Regions from separate parts of the Mus musculus genome. Here region 1 is linked to region 2. Evidence: chromatin loops called from intact Hi-C (ENCODE). Cell type or tissue: left cerebral cortex. All regions are shown on one strand.

Region 1 (8,000 bases), 260 kb after region 2:
AGTGACACTAGATGATAGAACTCGTTTTTCTAGAATGAATTCAGTGGAACTGGCTGCCTGCTCAGAATGATGCGGAGATTCTGGGTTGTCCAGAATTCTGCAATGTCATCTATTCACATGTTGAGGTTTCTTTTCTTCTTACCCCCAAATAACTCAAGGCTGAAACTGAGCAGGCTCTACCTACAGAGCCCCAAGCCGAAGAGCCTCCTGCCACTGCTGCTGCACCTACTGCTGGGCTGGACCTTGGGCTAGAGATGGAGGAGCCAAAGGAGGAGGCTGTGGTGAGCACTGTCCCCTAACGCTTCCATTCAGTCCACTGCTTCCTTCAGTCTTCACCATGAGCCTATGTATCGCTTCCTATCCGGGTCTTAGCTGCCCTGCATATTTCTCTGACATCATCATCATCATCAGTGAGACTATACCAAATAATCAAACTTATGCATTAGGGAAACTGCCATGTAGCCATGGTGTGGCTCTTTAAAACTATCCCATGATTATTCTGTTGTCAGTGGAGAGAGTCAGACCTATTTCTGTGATCCACCTGAGACAGTTGGAAACGTCCTGTCATTAGAGATCAAGTAGCCCATGATAACTTTGTTGTTCATGCTCTGTGCTTCTCGCAGTCAGGGATGCACAGAGTGTTTCCAGGCCCGTGGCCTCTTATCCAAAGCAATAGAACGTGAGGTCTCATACAGACCTGCAAACAAAACAAGATAAATTAATTTACAGCAAAGTGATAGTTCAGATTAAAGAGAGATACACTGACAGGACTGAGAGCAGGACACATGAGGGCATATTATGCCTATGCATAAGTTGTCATTCATATGAGTAAAACCAGATGCATTATGGGAAAGGACATGCATAGTAGAGCAATGGCATAACCTAATCAACCAGACCATAAGATGGACCCTAAAAGAGGATCCTTTTGTCTTACTACATATGCAACAAAAGCTAGTTCCAGCCGGACTGGCCATTCTAGTCTTCATACCTAACTAGGTTTGGAATTCACTTGAATAATAGATGTATGATTTGTTACCAGGGGTGGGGAAGCCTATAGCATTGTTCAGAAGTGGAAACATATGGAGCCTGGTGCATATGGGAGTGTAAGGAGGCTATGACCTTTCAGTGCATTGTTTGGATATGAGTGCTTATACATAGTATGTGCAGGTGATGAAATGAGGCTGCCATGTAGAGTATTACAAATTGGGGGATGGAGCTGTATAACTCAAAGCCAAATGGATGTCCATGGTCACTATCCCGTCTCCTATGTCTTTCTGACATTTATGTATTGATTCCTTATGATTTTACTTTCATAAGTTGGTAATGGCTCAATACTGAACTAATAGTATATATTTTAGACCAATGAATCTATAAATATTTATTATCTAAAAAACACTTTTTCAAAATCTAGTCCATGCAGGCTTTGAAGCTATGAGGGAATTTATGGATATCTTTTGTGCTGGGTTGGAGATCCACCTACTGCTCAGATACATTTTTTTTTTTAACCTTGATGCACAAGGAAAACCTGTGGGGATTTTGTCCCTCTGCTAACAATTGAGAGGAGATAAGGAGTGAGTCAGGTGCAGTGGTCAGGGGGATCTTTCAGCAATTGACTTCTTTAAACGGGGTTCACAGAACAAAGACAAATTAAGGATTATTCAGCAAATACCGGCTACATCATTTTTTCTAAACATGTGTTTGGTTTTTCATTACATACTCATGGTTATAAGTTCAGTCACAATTAGAAAGTACAAATAGAACAAATTTTATTTTTATTGTTGCTTTTTTAGCTCCAGTTCAATAATTCTAAAGAATGTCTTCACTAAAGCAAAAGTTCATTATATAGTAGACTGGTATTATTTGAAGTTTTAAAGCACTCCAGGCAAACTGCAAATAGGTGAATTGGTCTTTTTATGAATAGCAAATTCTAAGACTTATCACCTTTGCCTATACTGTTTCATCATCAGCCTTATAAAGTAGGAAAAGTTGTTTTAGTTGATCGCTCCTATTTACTGAGCGCTTTCCTCCAGGTGTGTACCCTGTAAGATCCCCAATCTTTAAAGTACATTTTCAGAGAGTTCTAAGCATATTACAAAAAGCAGTCATGAATCTGTTACCAATTCTCCTGGCCAGTGAGAGTTTGTCAAGTATCTCTATGTTTATCCTGTCCCATTCATACTGTTTCAGTTTGCTTGGGGGAAGATACCCTGAGAAGATTCCTAGACTCGTGGCCTCATCTGTGCTTATCACAGTCTCCAGGGCATGAGGATGACTTGCAAGTAGGGCCAGATAAAGTTATTTCCCTAAAAGCAGAAGAGATAGTAATTTCACGACTCTTCAAAAAGAACTCAGACATAATTTTCTTAGGAAGAGACATAAAATGAATCATAATGCAGAATGCCCCCCAAAATGCAGCACACAGAGACCAAAGCATAAAAGTGAGAGTGGACATTTGGCTCATCGCTGCTGGAACTATGTCAAACCTCTGTGCTGGCTTTATAGCTTTCGCCATTTCCAGTGGATATGGCTGTGCCAAAGACCCACACTGCAAACAGAGATAATGTCAACATTAAGCAAGCTCGTGGATAACAAAGTGTATAAAGTGCTGCTGTGCAAAATGAGGAAGGCAAATGGACTAAGAGTCCCACCCCTGGATCAATGCAGCAGCAGGAGAAGACCTGCTCAGGAATAGCAGGTTACCAGCCTGGTTCCCAGAGACAGGAAGGAAGGGCCTAGCAGCCTCCATTTGGAGCTGGGGAAACCCATGCAGTCCTGGGCAGAAAAGAACCAAAAAAGTAACTGGCAGCATGGAGTCCTACAAAGGTGGGGCGTGGGAAGGGAAGGATGGGAGAACAGGGAAGAGTTTAGCGAATTCAGAAAATGGGACAGCCCCTCTGGCACTTATTCTTGCAGAAACTTTTAACGCAATAAAGTGTCGTTAATACATACTATGCCCTGTGCTTAGAGCCAAGTTAACAACAACAAAAATAAATGCATTGACTTTGTCATCTCTGCAGATGATTTTTTCAAGGAAGATGTGGAGCTAATTCTAACAGTTATTGCCATGGCAACAGTGTAGCAATTGGTTGAGTTGGACTAGAACCCAGCTGCTCAGGGATTCTGATGGGACTACAGGAAGGACTAGAGTAACAGGTCGAAAGCTGAGTGAGATGCAGAGGAAGAAGGGAAAATCCAGTCACTCTCTTTGGAAGAAAATGCATGAATGTGTGAATCAGATTTGCAGTACCAGGTACTGCTTCAACAGAAACTCCCATAGGATGTGAGCTTCTAGGACGGCACTCTTCCTTTGATCTTGCTGGAGGGAGACTGTGGTAGGCAGTGTTTTAAATATCATTTTGTGAAGACGTGTATCAACTGCCATCCTATGTCAAAGTACCAGTATCTTCTCTATGAAATTATAATAGTCTCTTGAAGACCCAAGTTGCCTTATGACTTTCTCTTTAAAATAGACTTTGATGAAAACATTTACTCCTTAATTTTAGTTCTTTAAAATTAAAATTTAAAATTCATAAAATGCCATATTTTTCAGCCTGTTAAGAGCTCTGGCTACAGCCTCATTTAGGGGCAGTAAGGAAAAGGCAGTGATGGTCTCCCACTGCTTCAATCCCTTTACTAATTTCCTCTGTAAGTTTACACAGCCAGCTCCAAAGAGAACTAGCAGTGCACCTCCAACCCTACCTTCAGCACTCCTTTGTTCCATCCCATTTCTTCATCTGGACAAAGAGAACACAGAGCTCCAGGGGACTTCCACCTTTGGGATGACATTAATTCTTAGCTGGTGAACATGATTGAAACATTCTTGTTTGTATTGCAATGGAGAAATCCCACAAAGATCAGAAGGCCTTTTGCACTTTCCCATTCCCTACATAACTTTCTAAAGAGAGAAATCTAGAAGGTAATTGCCAAAAGTAGTGTAGGAAAGTTCTACCCAATTGTTCTATTTTCATTCTACTGTGACCACAGTGACCTAAGGAAGAAAAGGATTTATTTGACTCAGCTTTCCATGTCACACTTAGTCATTGAGGGAAGTCAGAGCAGGAGCTAAAGGCAAAAACTGGAGGGAGAAACCATGGAGGAACACTGCCTGCTGGCCTGTTTGTTCAACTTTATGCTTAGCTACCTTTCTTATACAGTCCAGGACCATCTGTTTAGGGAATGGTACTGCCAACAGTAGACTCATTCCTCCTTCATCGATTAACAATCAAGACAGTGCCTCCACAGACATGTCAAAAAACCAATTTGATCCAGGCACTTCTTCAATTATGGCTTTCCTCTAAGCTGTGTCAAGTTGACAATCAAAACTAACTAGGACACCAACTAACCTCTTCTTGATTTCTGTTTGTTGCAAAATTTGCTGTTGATGAGGAAAGACTTTGTGATATGATTGATTGCTAGTTCCCAAATAGTACAGAAAATAAAAAAAGTTATGTAGATGATGGTATTCCAAGTGTATAAGGGATGACCTCATGTCACAATAGTAGCACGTCTGACTCCAAGTGCTAAGGATACATATCAATTGTTTGAAAGCATACTTAAAGACCTCTTCACACATTGCTGGCTTGAGGTCTAGTACAACCGCAGGCTGTGCTCAAATTCTAAGGATTGCTAGAGAACTCTCTAATTTAGATGTTTATCATCTTGGGTACAGATTGGTTTGACAAAAGCACAGAAGTTGGACAGACAGTTCCAAACCTGTTCACTACTTGAGAAGCTTCCTTGAGCTCTTTTCATCTTAGTTAACTCCCAGGAAATGGAAATAAGCTATAATAGAGATGTTAACAGACTAATATGCAATAAACACAAACCTTCTGTGACAGCATATGGAGAATGGTGCATTCACAGTCAAAGCCAGCTTCTTACCCAAGCTATAGGATGGACATGTAATAAAAATGTCAGTAGTCTTTCTGTGCGCCAGAATTATTATTCTTTAGAATCAGAATAAACTAGAAAGCCTAGAACTCAGTAGTCTTTCTATCAGTTGTCTTTATAAAGCAAACATCAGGAATATTGCCATGTTCTGACTCCAGCAGAAGCCATCCTGCAGTTATCAGAATGTATCAATTATTTAAAATCTGTAATGTGTACTTCTTGTAACCTTCACTTGTCATTATGTCATTTATGCCAGAGATAGTGTAGATAATTGCATACATGAAGATGGAATGAGCAAACTAAAAACACTAAAACACGATAAAAAAAAAAAAAAACAAAGTTAACTTGTATCAGTTCTATTGTAATCAGCATTGATGATGCAAGAGAATTTTGGCAACAGTTAAGTTTCTAGAGTGCTGTATTTTAGAAATTTCAGCTACAACCAGGAGGCTGTTCCACAAGTGAAAGCTTAGAGGTGACTGAAGCACTGGCTGAGCCTACAAGGCAGAGGATGCTTGAGCACTGAGGTACCTTCCTACAGCACCCATGCCTTGACGCTGTGCTGTTGGAACATGCTTTGACACACATTTAGGACATTCAAAGTATGCGATTATATGCATCTGTTTGATTTCAGACACCAGGGCAAGAGTCTGAGGCTTTGGTAATTAATATATCAAACCACCCTGGCCTCCAAGTTCTCCCAGCATCCCTCAGTTCCTACCTGGCATACCCCAGCTCTGAACTTCCCAGCCCAGGGGCTGAGCTGCCCTTCCCCAGGGGCTTTTTCCCCTATATAATACAGGCATTTTGGTTTCTTCTTCCTTTTTTTGTGAGCATACCCCCTTCTCTCTTTCTTTCTTCCCACCCCTTCCTCATGGTGACTTCCCTGGCTGTGGTCCTTGGGGCCAGTGAACTTGTCCACTGGAAAGCAGCTTCCCAATAAACCCGCCTTTAGTCTAATCTAATCTGGTTTCAATTAGCTCAATTCACTGATGGAGGAGAAATGGCCTCTCAGCAACAACTTGATGAATTCCAGCTTTGGATGGTTTCTACTGCTGTGATAAACACCATAGCCAAAGCATCCTGGGGAAAGGGCTTATCTGATTTACATATCACAATCACAGTCCATCCTTGAGGGAAGTCAAGGCAGGACCTCAATTAGGGCAGGGGCCTACAGGCAGAAACTAAAGCAGAGGCCACAGAAGAATGCTGCTTACTTCCTTGCTTCCTATGAGTTGCTCAGTTTGATTTCATTTATAACCTAGAACCACCACCCAGAGTGTTCTTGGCATTCCTACATCAGTCATTAATCAAGAAAATAACCTGAAAGGGCACCTGGAAGTCTCCAGATGGGACGCAAAATGGAGAACAACAACAACAAAATCAACCTAACAAACAAACAAATAAAAAAACCCAAACATTTCTAACATTCAGGAGGTATTGAGACATCACTGAATTTGAAGTAACTAATTAAGATAGAAACAGTTTGAAAGCTACATAGGGCGTATAAATCAACACAAAAGAAGAAAGGGATTGCTTACAAGATAGTGTTTCATTTTAGATAACAGATTACAAAAGTATTCTTCAAAATACGGGGAGAAAAGTTTTAAGCTGTCTTCTTGCAGTGCAATTGAAGATGACGTCGCTGAGAGGAAGTCATTATATGTTAGGTGGAAGAGTGCGCTTTAAGGGAAGAAAATGCAAAGTTAGAATTAAGAGTTGAGTGGTGCCGAGGAGGAGAAATTTTGTAGAGAAGTGATTAATGATAGGAGCAGGCACTGAGGATCTCCCATCACAGAAAGAAACTTTAGTGAAGTTAACAAATTGGAAGGCCAAAAGGAAAGGTCCAACTCCTGGACCATTGCTGATCCTCGAGATGAGGCATGTCATGTTGAGTGGAAGTTGCCTAATTGAAAGAATCCTTGAGGGTAGATTATAAGAAATCACAATCAGCAAGAGACAAATTGTCTCAGGTGGATGTGTGTAAGATTATTTATGTGATAAGTATATTGTTTGTAGATCTGAAAATGAAGACATGAAACTATTTAGAGAAAGAAAGGGGAATAAAGAAGATGGGGGAGAATAGGAAGGCCAATATGCAAACATGGTCCAAATAATGATATACCAATAAAAAAATCCGTGAGACTCGTTACTATGTACAATGAATATATTTTATCAAAACATCATACAACTGCAAACCTAGTGACAATAATATCTAAATATATTGTTAAAAATGTAATTCAAAGCTTTAAAAGTCCTGCAAGTAAATAACAGTGAGGCCTGCTTCGCACTCACCCTTCTCTAAACAAGGTCAGCAGTTACTCGAACAGTCCTGCGCTTCCATGCATACTATAACATCACCTCCAAGTCAGAAACTGACCAATCGGAAGAGAGCAGAAGGCATTATCAAAACATAGCGACATGAAATATCCAGAAGAACTGGGAACACGCTTATGAAAACATATTGCCACTCCTCTCACATGGGCCATATAAACATGCATGAGTAAATAAATAACTTATTTGCAAGGTAGATATTTGATGTCTACTGTACAGTTCTTTTCAGTTTTCTATTTGAAAGTTTTCATAATGAAATAGTATATAAAACCAGGCTTTCCAATCTCACCAGAGATATCATAAATAAAAAGAGCAGCTTAGAATTTAAATGGATAGTTTTTATGGTTACTCACAAGCCCAACAGATCTTCCTCACAGTGTATAACATTAAAACTAGAAACCTTCAAGTAGTCAGTGTTATCAGAATTGCTATATAAATTATTAAATATGAAAGCAATAAAAGTTTTACCTACCTTTGATGCAATTTTTTTAAATGAGCATGATTGATCTTTTACTTAAAAAACAAAGTCCTTGGGTGATTATAAAATTAAGAAAAATAAATATGTCAAAATTCTACTCTAACATACTTTCATTAGTTTTTGGCTCATGGCATCTTCTTTAAATAAGGTGTGTGTGTGTGTGTGTGTGTGTGTGTGTGTGTGTGTGTGTGTGTGTTTGTTAAATTATCAAATTATGTCCACATCTACAGTTATTAAAATTATTACTACATCTACAAATGATAAATAATTGGTAAGCTGCTTCTCAGGTATTGTTTGG
Region 2 (8,000 bases):
CTAGTCGGCCATCACTGGAAAGAGAGGCCCATTGGACACGCAAACTGTATATGCCCCAGTACAGGGGAACGCCAGGGCCAAAAAGTGGGAGTGGGTGGGTAGGGGAGTGGGGGGGGGAGGGTATGGGGGACTTCTGGGATAGCATTGGAAATATAATTGAGGAAAATACGTAATAAAAAAATTAAATAAAAAAAAGACACACAAACTAAATAAAGCATAGAAAACAAACTAAAAAAAAAAAAGGAGTCCTCTCAGAAGCCAGCTTTCTTTTTTTTTTTATCACATAAGTATATTGTTTACTTTTCAAATGTGACAGATGCAGTGTACTATAGTTCACATAAAAGCATACCCACTTGTGTGAACTCATGCTATTGGCTTGATGACGCCTGAGCAGTGGGCTGTGTGTTAGAAAACACTTGGAAATCAGTGGAGGGTTTTTGGCCTGCCTTGTGTGGCATGATTCTGTTATCCTGGCCAGACAAAGCTGGCTCTACTGTGATGCCCCCCACTGCACCCCTTTTTTGCATTTGTGTGTACATGTGCATGTGTTTGTACATACATGTAGAGGCCAGATGACTACCTCAGATGTCCTTTCCCTGGAGATGTCCATTTGCAAGAGGGTCTGCTCTCTGGGACCGAGGACTCAGCATGTAGTCTAGGCTGGCTGACCAGAGCCCAAGGATCCATGACTACATGGGACAGCACTGAGGTTACAAGCATGTGCCACCACATGTATTTTTGTTTGGTTTGGTTTTGGTTTTTTGGCCTTTAGACCATGGGTTCTGGGGCTTGAACTCAGGCCCTCATGTTTGTACTTCACTAACTGAGCGGTCTAACCGCCTCGCTTGTGTCCTTTGAGCTGCAGAGTCATAGAAGCATGTGTCCTGTCTGAGCTAAAGCATCCTCTACGGAGCCGGGAACGATGCTCCATCACTTCAGAGCCCTCGGCTCCCTGGATGATGACAGAATCACATTTCTGAATGTAAAGGTAGACATTTTTTAACCCATGTTTTTAAACTGTTTGCAGAATGCTCCTGCACAATACTGCAACATCTGTAGTGCTAAGAACCGTGGGCCTGGAAGTGCCATCCTGGAGATGAAGAAGTAGGCCTGCCTGCCTGCCCACCCTTTGCCACTCTCCACTGAGTGACTGCTGGACCACAGCAGCTGTGTCAACGCCAGTGCTGTTGAGTGACGTGTTCAGGGCTCCTCGGAGCTCCCCGTCAGTTGTTTTCTCCAGACCTTCCTTCCAGAAGCTGCTCCTTGTCACCGATGGAGAAGTCGAAGCTCTTCCCATGCCATGAAATATTGCATTGCTAATCAGTATTTCATGATTTGTTTATTTGGCTTATTTAGTTAGCAAAAGAGTTCAAAGTGACTTCGTTATACCCTAGTTACACCCACCAGGCATGAACTGCACTACTGAGAACACTGCCAGCTACAGTCGGCCAAAAGTTCTGCTGGTAACAGTTCTGGCATGCCTGGCTACACTGTTTGTCATCAGCTGTGGGTAGCCTCCTAAAGCGCATTTAGAGGTAAAAATTAAAATTAAAGGTAAAATGCTGAGAACTGACACTCCTTCAGTGACATGTGGGAAGACCATTAGCTGGGGTACTATAGCCTTATGTTTGCTACCTACGCGCTGACTAGCTCAGTTATCTGCCCCATCAGGTCATCAATATTTGTTGAATGAATAAATGTTGCCCTTCTCATTGTGAATCCTTTATTGTGTTGCAAGCAGACAAGTGCTCTTTAAGGAATAGAGGTGAGTTTTGGCACTGACAAGCTGTGGTTGATAAGTAGGAGGAAGCCAGGGACCCTGTCAGAGTTAAGTGAGACTCTCCAAAGAAGGGCCAAGGATAGATTTAAGGTGTATCTCACTGCCTGGAAGGGTTGGCAGGAGTGTGCCTCACTGCCTTGACTTTTTGTTGTTCTTAATGTTTCCAGTTTGATGTCAAGGTTCGGCTTGGTAAGTTTTGTCACTTCCCTTGCTATTCGGAGCAGGTGCACGGCCAGAAAAACTAAATGGAACTCCTGAAGGGGAGGATGGGTGGTGCCAGGTCCACCACAGTTTACTTCCGAGGCAAATTCCATCAATTCCTAAACCACATTTGGACAATAACCCCTAAGTACAGAAAAGGAGGGAGTAAGCTTGCTTCATTCTTAATAACTGAGCCAGGATGCAGATAGCAAAGGGTGTTCATTCCCTTTTCAAGAATCGATTAAGATCTCCAGGACGAGATGGTGGTGCAAGCAAAGAGCACCACCCTGCCTCCCTGGGTAATGCTTTCTTTTTTAAAAAACTGGTGGATAATTGTACTAAAGGGTAATTAATCCTTTCCATTATTTCTCACTTTATAAACATTTAAATACAACAAAATATTCAAAATGCTAGTTACCCAGCCTCTCTAATGTGTGACCAGCCCATGAAAAACACCTGAAGAGCCGAAAGCATGTCTCAGTGATTAGGAGCACTGACTGCTCTTTCCTAGGTTCTGGGTTCAGTTCTTAACACCCACATAGTAACTCATACCTGTCTGTAACCTTAGTTTCAGGGGATCTGAAACCCTCTTCTGGCCACTGTAGGCAACATGCATGTGTGTGGTACACAGATATACATCCAGCCAACGCACAGATACACATAAAATAATTTTAAATCTTTTAAATAAATAAAACATGCCTGAAGCCAGGTTGGTCCACTTTTACCAGAGATTATAGACACAAATGTTTGTCCTTGAAGAAATCTGCCTCGTGTATGCATCAGCCAAATTCAAAGTTACTTAATGACAACTGTTTTATTTGTTTATAACCAGGATTTCCTACTTGCTGGTGCTCATTATTGAAAAGTTTTTCAGACACTCTCAGTCAGTTATTTGGTTGTTGCAATATAGAAACCCTATAAAACAAATCCTTGTAGAGTAACTATGATATGCAGGGCTTTTATGAGCCTTAGCCAGCCTGCAGCTGTGTGTGCAGGCTTCTTAGTAGATTGGCCGTTTGCCCATGAAGAAAGACAAAGGCTCAGCAGCTCCCCACAAGTCAAGGCAGGGGTCAGTGTACCAGCTGGATTCAACTCCGGCAGTCACAGTCTGCCTTCAGGGCACCTACTCTGACCCACTGAAGATCTTTTTACAGAAGTACTCAGCTGAGCTGTTCTGTTCAGTACATAGAAAGAGGAAGGTATTGATTACGAGGTTTCCATGGGTAACAGAATCACTGTGGATCTGAAGAGCAAGCAGTAGGAAGATTCTAGAAGCATCAAGCCACCCACACAGCCTGGCTGCAGTGGCTGCCCTGAAACCACTGCCCATTTCCAGCAGAGGGCGGCTGCACGCAGCAGTATGAGTCACCATGTTGTATAAATATTAACCTGTTCCCCAGTTCCACATAAAGTTCTTAATAACTGTCAGGAATACTGAGTAGGCACATACACATGGGGGAGGCATTTCTATATGTTAAATACTGAATCAGTTAGTTGTGGTTTGTTATTAAGGCCTGGGGTGTTAATACTACATTTCAATTGTACTGAGTTTTACTTCGTATGCCTTGATTCTGCTGAGGGCTGGTTTCTACAGTCTGAGGAAAGACACTTTCCTTGTGTGGCACAGATTCGAGCATGACTAGGAACAACAGTGTGACACTAGGAAAGACAAGAGAATGATAATCAGTCTGAATCAATCCTCACAGAGTCAGCCCCTGCCCATGCTCTTCCTGTGCACTCAGCTAGCGTGGGAGTTCTGAAGGCAAACATGGCATGACCTAGCTGCACTCTCAGGATTCCCTGTGTCCTGTGTGTGCAAGGGCTCACGGGCTTTGGTTTGATCTTCATAACGCATTGCCAGTTAACTACAGCCTCCTGCCTGTCACTCCTGCATGGTGGCTACGAGTTTACTTCTGTGCCCTTCACCTATGCACTGCTGTTGTACTGATGACCCAGTTGGCCCAGTCAGTCCTCAGCCACCCTGACCTTGGACCACTGGCTAGAGGCTTCGCACGTGTCTGCCTTTATCCAGTTCATGATTGTCTATGGAACAGATGCAGTCTTGGTTCACTCAGTTATCCAGTCCCAGCTGGCTCTAGCCATTAGTCTGTGCACTAACCCTGGCACCATGAGAAACACAGACATGGTAACTTGGTTGATCTTTATCCATCACACTGCTAAGAATGTATGTAAATGGGTAGAAGAAGATGGACATTTGCTTTCAAAGATTGCTGCTTCTAAGAGAAAGTAGAAAATAGGCTGGCATCTATCATCTGGTAGAGCTTATCCCTTTTCCCACTGACAAGCTGGGTCCTGGGATAGAAAGTAGGGCATTCACCCTGATGCCTTAGCCCTGCAGCCTGGTCATTTGAGCTCTTGGATCTTTAGGGCAGTAAAATTGACTCTTACATTATTATTATTATCATTATCATTATTATTATTATTATTTTGGGTTTGGAGTTTGCAAAAGCTGGATCTACTGGCAGCTGTTTACTAAATTTTTAAAAAGATTTTGGAACTTAAAAGATTTGCTTTTCCTTTCCTGCTGTGGCCTCCCTGCCCTTGTTTCTGTCTTACCAAGAGCAAGGGAGCTATAGCTGAAAGCCCAGGTATATCAAGTGATGTAACTTTGATTATATCAGGTGTCTCCATGCCAGTTCAGTTCATGTCCAACTTCATTCCCCTTCCCTTTGTCATGGCACCCTGTGGTCTGTAGGGTCAGTATGGATGAGAAACCTTTTGTTCATCTTAGTGCCTAGTGCTTCTACTGGAATGACTCAAAACATCTGGAAGATGCTGAGGGAATGAATGACTGGATGGGTGGATGGGTGGGTGGGTGGGTGGATGGGTAGATGGATAGCACTACTCTACCGTACCCCTTTCTCTCTTGATCCTCACTATATATCTATGTCTGTCAATGTCTATGGATATGTACACTTTTCTCTGGTCTGCTTTCTTACTCTTAAAATGGCTTAGAAGCTGTCATGTAGTTTCCATCAATCTTCAGGCCCTAGAGTTCCAACCAACACCCTAACATACACATGACAATGAACAGCCCACCCAAAACATGCCTAAATCAGAAACAATGATGATAAGTGTTTAAGTTGTTAAATTTTGGGGCCATTTGTTATACAACAGTAACTTGCTACCACATGACCACAAATATGGACCATCTGTCTACTAAAAAAGAAAAAAGAAAGAAAGAAAGAAAAAACTGTGATAATTTTAATAGATTATTTGCCCTATTTACAGAGAGAAGCACTCCTGATTTAGCAGGTGAGAATACTTACTTGGTTTAGGTGTTTTAAAAAACAGATCTGACAAAATAGAAGTAGCCAGGACACGGCTAGAATGTGAAAAACAGGCCATTTAGGAAACAAGCGGACAGATTGGACACTATAATACTGTAAAGTCACAAAATCTGAGAAGAATGGGAAATTTCAAAATTTAGAAATTGGTTACATAAAAGAGGAGAAAAATGATTCTTCCAGGTGACTTCAGAATAGCTGCTGAGATGCGCAGGTACGAGCTGTGCACCAGCTGGCTTGGCCTAGGATGGCTTATGTTAGGGAATGTCATCTAAATATAAGGAAGCTTTGGGTCCCAGAGACCCTGAAAGGGATGGAATGGCTCAAGCTAAGATTGGTAACCATCTGTCAGGGTGCTGAAAATGACATTGAGCTGTCCCCAAAAGTAGTTGGTCTCTCAGTCTCCATTCTACTCTAAGCAGCTCTAAATCCCTAGAGAAAGAGCAAATTCAATCAGAAACAGCAGAATTAATCAGCTACTCTTATTTCTGTACTCAGATCCTGTGCCCATCTGCTGTGTGTCTGAATACCCACATCTTTGGCCAGCTTATAAATTTGGTCGCTTCAGGCCCCTTGCTTTCATTCTACTACCAGAGTATTGATGTGCCTCTCCCGTCTGATTACTACGTCAGCTTCCTTTTTTGTTGTTTCCATTTTCATTAATGTATTACTTTTGCTCCGAATAATGCTAGTTCTCAGAGTTGTCAGTAATTCATATATATCTTAGTTTTCTTAAAGAAGAAATGAGCATGAATGTTTGCATGTGTTACAAGTAGTGATGTATTCCACTCAAGATTTGATTCTTGTAGTCCTAACTTGACTCCAAATTGTGACTGTATTTTAAGATATATACAGTATCCCTATACAATATGACCTTCTTGCAACACCACACACCTGGGCTCAATCCATCTTGGATCTCTCTTTCCAAAATGATGTATTACCAATATTACCAATATTTTCTCTCTGGTTCATTGATGGTAAGTTTCCCCACCAAAATATGTAGTTGAGGGCATATCTTGAAATATCTTTCTATTTAAACGTAAAAAGCTCAAGAACACACATTTCTCATCCCCAAATTCTCAAGGTACTGTTAAGAAGTTAGTAAATGTTATCCTAATTTGAAATTCTTTTTAACATAACTTCTGTAACAATGTTTTAGGTTTTAATTATTTAAAATCATACACTAAGATTTCTGTTCAAAATATGTACTGCACAGTTGTAGGCATTTGTTCAGTTGTGTGATAGCAAATAGCACTGCAAATCACGCTTGGTCTAAGCTCTGTTTCAAGTTGGCTTGACACTGTGTATATAAGTGGAATATGGAAGTGTCCCCCAAAGGTCCATGGGTTAAAGCTTTGGTCTCTAGGCTGGCAACATTGGAAGTTGAATCTCAGGTCGTAGGGGCTAGTAGCTCTGTGCTTTTATTACATGAGAACAGTTTGTGTCAACGCACTTCAGTGACTTCACCAACACCTGTATAGCTAGCTGCTCAGTCTTGAACTTTATAAGACATGCTAGCCCTCCCCACCCCTTATCTCTCTTCCACTCCCACCTCTATGTAAGGTATTTCAAAGTGACACAAAGTTTAGCCCCGTGTAGAGTTTGAGCCCTGGGTTTTTTCTCAGGCTTGTGTATCTGAAAAGGACCCTTATACAGCCCAAAGAGAGATTAACTTCCCAGAGGTGCTGTCACCCAATACAGGCTTCCTGTGTTCCATGGAACTCATTGTTTCCAAGAGTTCCACTGTAGGATTGAATCATTTGTCAAAACTCGTGCTCTAAAATAGGTTCTCCAAAAGCATTTCCTAGTTATGAGTGGTGTGAGTTAAGGATTAGGGGACCACCTCACTGATCTTAGGGTGAAGATGGTGATAAGTACCATAGGAGGACTATACCTTTTGACCTCTAGCTAACTTGTGCATATCTTCCAGCGTCTTTCCTCCTGTGCCCAGCTGTCTTGTTAAGGGGTTTCGTTGCAGCTTAGACTCTGGAGAATTTAAACCATTGGAATAATTTATTTAATTCCAGTTTATTTAGTCACAATTACTGTATTGTTAGTTCAGTAGTTATTTTTAACTCTGCCTATTCCCAGTGCCTTCGGAGTATACATCAAGACACTCAGGTATATCTACTGACTAGGGGAATAATGTGGCTCTAACTCTGCTAAAGCCCCAGCCTATGGAGGCCCAAAGCAAGCTAAAAGCAAGCAAGGAAAAACAAACAAACCCACCATTCTTCTGGAGCCTGGACTTCAAGCATCTCCCCTCCCTCTTTGTTCAGTTGTATAGCATATGGCTGCCATCATTGTAGGGTGTTAAAAGAAAATGAGCTGGTAGGATATGGGGACTGGCACAGTTGGTACTGTGCTTGTTGGAGCAGCATGAGGACCCAAGTCAAATCTGCGTACCCAGCATAGCTGGGGTGGAAACACATGGATCTGAGCATCTCCCTGGCTAGAAGTCTGGCCCAAATGGCGAGCTTCAGGTTCAGTGAGAGAATCTGTCTCAGTGTTGACTTCTGACCTCATATGCAGGCATGCCCACCCAGAGAAACATGACAAGAGATGGGAAGGAAATACTGACCTTTTAACCAGGAGGTAAGGAGCTTGGTAGCATGAAGAGAGGAACTGTTTTCTGCACTATGAATCTGAAGTTGAGGAGTTCGCTGCACTTAAAACTTCTGTTTTCAAGAATGTGGGGTTTTCCTGGGTTA

Evidence for each region. A loop is a pair of places that touch in the nucleus more often than their neighbours do. Peaks named below come from ENCODE experiments on the same cell type or tissue, not always from the same donor. Only the 100,000 strongest peaks of a DNase experiment are listed, where the experiment ranks them.
Region 1: a loop joins it to region 2, with 2.6 times the contacts of the local background. A loop is called at or near these places in 8 of 42 quality-filtered maps.

The regions. Positions count from the first base shown.
Region 1 is chr13:19,124,868-19,132,867 of GRCm38, forward strand. It overlaps Amph (amphiphysin), which reads left to right. Exons shown (of 21, transcript NM_175007.2): 17 at 159-281. Among named protein-coding and RNA genes, the nearest start is that of Gm31887, 65 kb to the right of the region's middle. In left cerebral cortex, no CTCF peak of the experiment used is centred here; a DNase peak (open chromatin) is centred at 3,096.
Region 2 is chr13:18,865,093-18,873,092 of GRCm38, forward strand. Vps41 (VPS41 HOPS complex subunit) reads left to right here. Exons shown (of 29, transcript NM_172120.4): 29 at 1,028-1,719. The coding sequence ends at 1,108. Among named protein-coding and RNA genes, the nearest start is that of Amph, 79 kb to the right of the region's middle. In left cerebral cortex, a CTCF peak has its summit at 3,317 (motif pointing right); DNase peaks (open chromatin) are centred at 3,012, 3,304, 3,595, 5,640 and 1 more place.